Regions from separate parts of the Homo sapiens genome. Here region 2 is linked to region 1. Evidence: chromatin loops called from intact Hi-C (ENCODE). Cell type or tissue: Caco-2. All regions are shown on one strand. Each heading gives the region's core, and the rest is flanking DNA. Links, peaks and the distances in the headings are about the cores only. Region 1 overlaps KIF26B (kinesin family member 26B). Region 2 overlaps KIF26B (kinesin family member 26B).

Region 1 (2,917 bases), core at 200-2,699:
CCAATTTTAGGCCATATTTACTAGCATAGTTATAAATAAGAAACCAGTGTAAAGGGCACCCTCAAACACTCACGATACTTGAATGTCTCATCTAAATTTAGGAGATACCTATTTACCTTTAGTTCCTGAATCCATGCTCCCGGCATACTCATTAATTGATTAAAGAAAGCACACAGGGTAATGCGTCTGAATCTTATGAAAATACTTGGCAATTATTTTAAACCTGAATCACAACGATCACATTAACAGAATTGAACCAGCACTCCTCTTTTTGGGGAGAAAAGGCAACTCATGTTTCTGATTTGTTCAAAGAACTAATTTGCAGTACATGTCTTAAGGTTGGTACAAATTCTGACAATTTTCTACTCTAACTATACAAATAATTTTGAACTGTAAGAGCCAATATTTAGAACCTGAGGCCATCAAAATCCTCAGACTTCAAAGAGAGATTCTTTTGTGTTCAAAATTTTGTCTCGCTATGGAAAAATAAACCAAAGAATTTAAAAGATTTTTCAACAAGAATTAAAGGGAATATTGGTCTTTTCTTCTTTTTCTTAGCCTTCATTTAACCAGACTTTTCACCCCTTAGTGGAATTTCATCAATGAAGTTCTAAAAATGAATGGGGGTGAAAGCATATTTGAATGTCTAGAAAATGCCTGGAACAGGAGCAGTGGGTCGAGTCCTACTGATTGCATCACAGACACTGTGTAGATACTGTCTCTGCACATTTGATGCCTCAGAACAGTGATTTCCAACTGTGATCCCTGGACCGGCAGCATGAGCATCTCATGGGAACTTGTTGGAAATGCACATTTTGGAGCTCTACTCTAGACCTACTGAATTGGAAACTCTGGGGGGGTGCCCAGCGATCAGTGTTTAAACAAGTCCTCGAGGTGACAGATGCAGACGAAAGAGGACTCAGGGAAATGGAGGGATCTGAGGTGCTTTAAGCAGGGGAAGAGCATGGTCAGGTTTGAGTAATGAGTATAACAGGCCACGGGAGGTATCCTCACCTGTGCAAACAATCCCAGTTGGGAAGAGGCAGGTACTTATCAAACGGAACACCTATCTACAAAAGGAGGCATCTGACAACACGGGAAAATAAAGCCTACTGTTAGAGACTGGAAGGATTGATTATTCTGGATATGAATGAATTGCAGCTCCCGGGTCATTCCTACATCTGTTGTCAAACAGCAAAGGAGAGACCCTCCCAACAGGCTTAGCATCCTGAAATGGTGAACTGGAGCTTCTCTTGGCTTCCATAGTTCTAGCAATTATATCACGGTTCTAATTAGAAAGTGGTTATTAGTTTTTCCTGCAGCACTGCTAATCCGGCTGTAAACCAGTGCCAGAAGCACAGTTTATAGAGTCATCAACAGCCCCGTAATGGCTCTAGCTATTTGTGCAGAGCAGTAAATATTCCGGTTTGTTGTTAAACAAAAGAAAGATTGTTACTTTTTTTTTTTGAAAGGGGCATAAAGAAAGTGAATTCCATTTCTCCCCCAAATGCTGTAATTGTGGTCCCTGCTCATTGTCAATTAGAGTCAAGGTACAAATATTTAGACTGGGCAAGCCGATGGCCCCACAGCTGCAGGCCATAAAGTTCCAGTCCACTTTAAAGTAAACACCCGTAAGCCTCTGAGTTTACAGGTTCAGTGATTCACGGGTGGAGCTGCCCCAGCCTCTGAGGTGGGGAGGGAGCCACCTTGGGGCGAGCCAGGCTTCAGAAGCAATCACCTGCGTGCCGCAGATGGGGTCCTCACAGAGGTACACGCCCGGGGACTGGCCGTCCTGCAGGCTGCCCGTGGCCACCTCCGACAGCAGGTCCCGCAGGTTCTCCTCCTTCCCCCACACTTCCACGGCGGAAACCCGGACTGAGAAACGGGCGCCGGTCTTTTCCTTGCGTTCGTTTATGAGCTTGAAGAGCCAAGAGATGGCACAGGGAATGATGCCCAGGTTCTGCATGGAATCATCCTTTCCGATCATGGTGTAGGATTTTCCTGGGAGAACCAGGGAAGGAAGAAAAGCAGGTTCAGTGTCCAGGCATCATTCCACGGAGTCTCCAAAATAGATGCCAAGGATATAGAAGAAAGGCACAGGGAAGGGGGGAAAAGGGAAGAGAAGGAACAAAAAGATGAGAGAAATAGTATTTGACAACAACAGAAGGCATTTTCTGGTATTACTAACTAAATGGCTACAATAAAGAATGCTGGTTGGGCTCAGTGGCTCATGCCTGTAACCTCAGCACTTTGTGGGGGCCAAGATGGGAGGATTGCTTGAGGCCAGGAGTTCCAGGCCAGTCTGGGCAACATACGGAGACCCTGCCTCTATGAAAAATTTTTAAAAATTATCTGGGTGTGGTGGGGCATGCCTGTGGCCCCAGCTACTTGGGAAGCTGAGGCGAGAGGATCACTTGAGCCCAGGAATTGGAGGTTACAGTAATCTATGAGCATGCCACTGTACTCCAGCCCAGGCAACTGAGAGCCATCTCTTAAAAAAAAAAGAAACAAAGCAAGAGCCCAGACATGTGACAAGATTAAATCACCATGTACCTTGAGGAGGACCCCAAATATCACATGCTATCCAGTTCCTGCACTGCTTTACACACAGTGGGAAGGCTGGGCTTTTTCATCATCATTATGGTTCTTTTTATAGTTACCCCCCAGATTAAGTCCACATATTCACACTTTATATCCTGTCTCAAGTTAAATGCTGTGTATATTTTTATGGCATGAGCAAATTCTATTAAAACCCAGATCACTGCTTACATCAAGATCAAGAGAAAGGGCTGGGGAGGACGGAAGTGCAGAGAGAGGCAATGGCTTTCTGTCCTGGCTGAGAACTGGCCTCTGTGAGCTCCAGCAAGGCCTCTGTTGGAATCTCTGCCAAGGGACAGTTTTTGAAGCTCCTCAATTC
Region 2 (2,917 bases), core at 120-2,619, 92 kb after region 1:
ATTACAGGACACAGTCATCCATTTCACTAGGAAATAAGTTTCCATCTTCTGAACTCTAATAACTCTCATTATATTTTTAAAATAACTTCCTATGTGTATTATTTACCTATATGTCTTACCTCCTTTCAAAGCTCTAAGCTTCTGCGGGGTAAAGCCAGTATCTTATTCAAATATTTATCCTCCATGTTACAAGGGCTTTATGAACACTGGTTGAATGACAGAAATCATGCACAAAGGGATCCGGGAGTGAGTGTGTAAGAGTGTAGCAGTCCTCACTAACTAGCTCATGGACTCTTAGCAGCTTCCTTACCCAGAACATCATTCTTCAAAGATTTGAAAATCCACAAAATACATGATCTCTAAGGTCTCTCCCAGCTCTGAAATGCTATTGCTCTGTAACCACCGCGGCGTTCTGACTCGTGACTAAAAGCATCCAAGATGTTGTTCTACACTTCTTTGGTGTTTTAGAAGGCTTATCAGTATTTTTTCCCACTATTGTGAGTTTTGGGAATTTACCTTAATAAAGTAACTGGTACCAGAATGCTGGCAGTCAGTGTTTACTACAATTGTAAAAAAGCCTTTCAGTTGCCTAAAACACGGTATAAAATCCCATGCTTTTTACTATAGATAGTTTCCAAGGGACGACTTAGGACTTTTCAAGTGAAATCAAGTTGTTTAGACTTTATCTCCTCTTCTTTCTCCTGAATAGTTTTTCCTTCTCAAGCAAGGATTTTTAGAAATGGATATACTAATACCAGCTCAAGATAAATAGGTACAACATGAACAAGTAGCGTAGGTTGACTCAGTAACAAAACCCAGGTGTGGGCCCATTATTGACCCATGATCTACTGTTTCCAGGCAGCTGTGATTGGTCTTCATCACCATTATAACATCCTATTTAAGGTGATCTATTACTAATCATTGCCTGTTTTGAGAATCTGAAAAATACGTTGTCTTAGTCATCAGGAAATATGAATAAAATTACATGACACCTGCTGGGTGCGGTGGCTCACGCCTGTAATCTCAGCATTTTGGGAGGCTGAGGCAGGTGGATCACAAGGTCAGGAGTTCAAGACCAGCCTGGCCAAGATGGTGAACCCTCGTCTCTACTAAAAATACAAAAATTAGCCGATTGTTGTGGCAGGCGTCTGTAATCCCAGCTACTTGGGAGACTGAGGCAGAGGATTGCTTGAACCCAGGAGGTGGAGGTTGCAGTGAGCCGAGATCGTGCCACTGCACTCCGGCCTGCGCGATAGAGTGAGACTCATTCTCAAAAAAAAAAAAAAAAAAAAATTACATGACACCATTCACTTTCATGGTCCTGTGCATACACAGAGAATCATGCCAATTCCTCTGCCCAAACGCCCTCCCTTCCCAGCCACCTCCTGCTCATTCTTCTAGACCCAACTCTAATATGACTCCTTCCCTCCGAAGCAGAATTATTCATCTCTTCCATATGTTCCGTGCTAGCAGAGCTACCTTGTGGCTTATCACCGGTATTATAGTTGGGATAATTTGTATGTTCACTCCTCTCTTTGATTCATTTCTGAATCTCCAAAACTTTACACAGCACCTATAATACATCAAGCGCTCAATAAATGTTTGTGTGGCAAATATCTGCTTCCTGCCCTCCATTTGGTCTACAGGTCTCTATTTTCATATTAAACTGTTGACTGGATTTTTCCTAAACTGCCAATACAGTTTCAAAAGCATAATGCAACAGAGATTAACATTTGTATTGATTTAGTCATTGTCGCCAAAAGCTAAATGCTGGAAACTATTTCTCCCATTTCCTTTTTTTTTTTTTTGAGACAGAGTCTCACTCTCTCACCCAGGCTAGAGTGCAGTGCTGTAATCTTGGCTCACTGCAACCTCCGCCTTCTGGGTTCAAGTGATTCTCCTGCCTCAGCCTCCCTGCCTCTAGCTGGGGCACGTGTCACCACGCCCGGCTAATGTTTTTGTATTTTAGTAGAGGTAGGGTTTTCGCCATGTTGACCAGGCTGGTCTCGAACTCCTGACCTCAAGTGATCTGCCCGCCTTGGCGGCTGGGATTAAAGGTGTGAGCCACCACACCCGGCCCCATCCCCATTTTTATATTCATGTTCAACTCTTTTCCTATCCCAGTGCCACAATGCAAATGTTTGCCTACACTTACTAATTAAATACCAAGAGAAAGCCCCCCACTGCGACCATGGTCAGGTGGGGGTGAAAGCAGCAGCCGTGGAGCTGTGGGGAGCAGCCAGGGCAATCAGCCCAGCGCCCCCTCCCCACCCCCAAACTCCGCCAATCACCAGCTTTTAGTCCCCAGTATCCAGGGACAGTCTGGTAACCGGAACTTTTGTGTTCAGCTGAAGAGAATGTGCAAATGACAGTTTTGGCCGTCAAGGAGCGTATTACTTAAGCAAGGAGCTTACAGATTTATGAGCTGACATCTCAGATTTGTGGCTTTGCAGTATTCCTCAACTTCCCTTTAGAGCAGCCAATAGGCACAGACAGGCCTTGCGGGCTCATTACTTCACCCCACATCTCCACCCCCACCAAGACACAGCAGGTGGTTCATTTGTGGAGACACCCAGGGTCAAAGGAAAGTGAAAAATGAGTCTGCACCAACTCCTGGGCTGGATCTGAAGAGGCGAATAATAGACCCACAGTGTATTCACTGTATAGCAAAGGCAGCTGCAGCGGGGCGTTCATATAGACGCATGTGATATCAATACATACAGCCCTACAGAGCTGCCTAGTAGCAAATCACGCTCGCGTACATGATTTCATGTCATCCTCTGCGCCATCTTGTGGCTCTACATGAGGACTGGCCATGGGAACGGACAATTCCTGTTACACGTTTTGTTGTTGCCGTTCTGCAAATAGCATTTTCTGAAGGAAAAACAGACTCTAACACCATGGAAGAGCTTGCTTC

The links. A loop is a pair of places that touch in the nucleus more often than their neighbours do. Peaks named below come from ENCODE experiments on the same cell type or tissue, not always from the same donor. Only the 100,000 strongest peaks of a DNase experiment are listed, where the experiment ranks them.
Region 2: it touches region 1 in a loop (3-fold over the local background); 2 of 110 quality-filtered maps call a loop at or near these places.

The regions. Positions count from the first base shown.
Region 1 is chr1:245,608,350-245,611,266 of GRCh38, reverse strand. It overlaps KIF26B (kinesin family member 26B), which reads right to left. Exons shown (of 15, transcript NM_018012.4): 8 at 1,739-2,001. Among named protein-coding and RNA genes, the nearest start is that of KIF26B-AS1, 380 kb to the right of the region's middle. In Caco-2, for the core only: no CTCF peak of the experiment used is centred there; DNase peaks (open chromatin) are centred at 985 and 1,666.
Region 2 is chr1:245,516,246-245,519,162 of GRCh38, reverse strand. The region is part of intron 4 of KIF26B (kinesin family member 26B); the gene reads right to left. Among named protein-coding and RNA genes, the nearest start is that of KIF26B-AS1, 280 kb to the right of the region's middle. In Caco-2, for the core only: no CTCF peak of the experiment used is centred there; no DNase peak of the experiment used is centred there.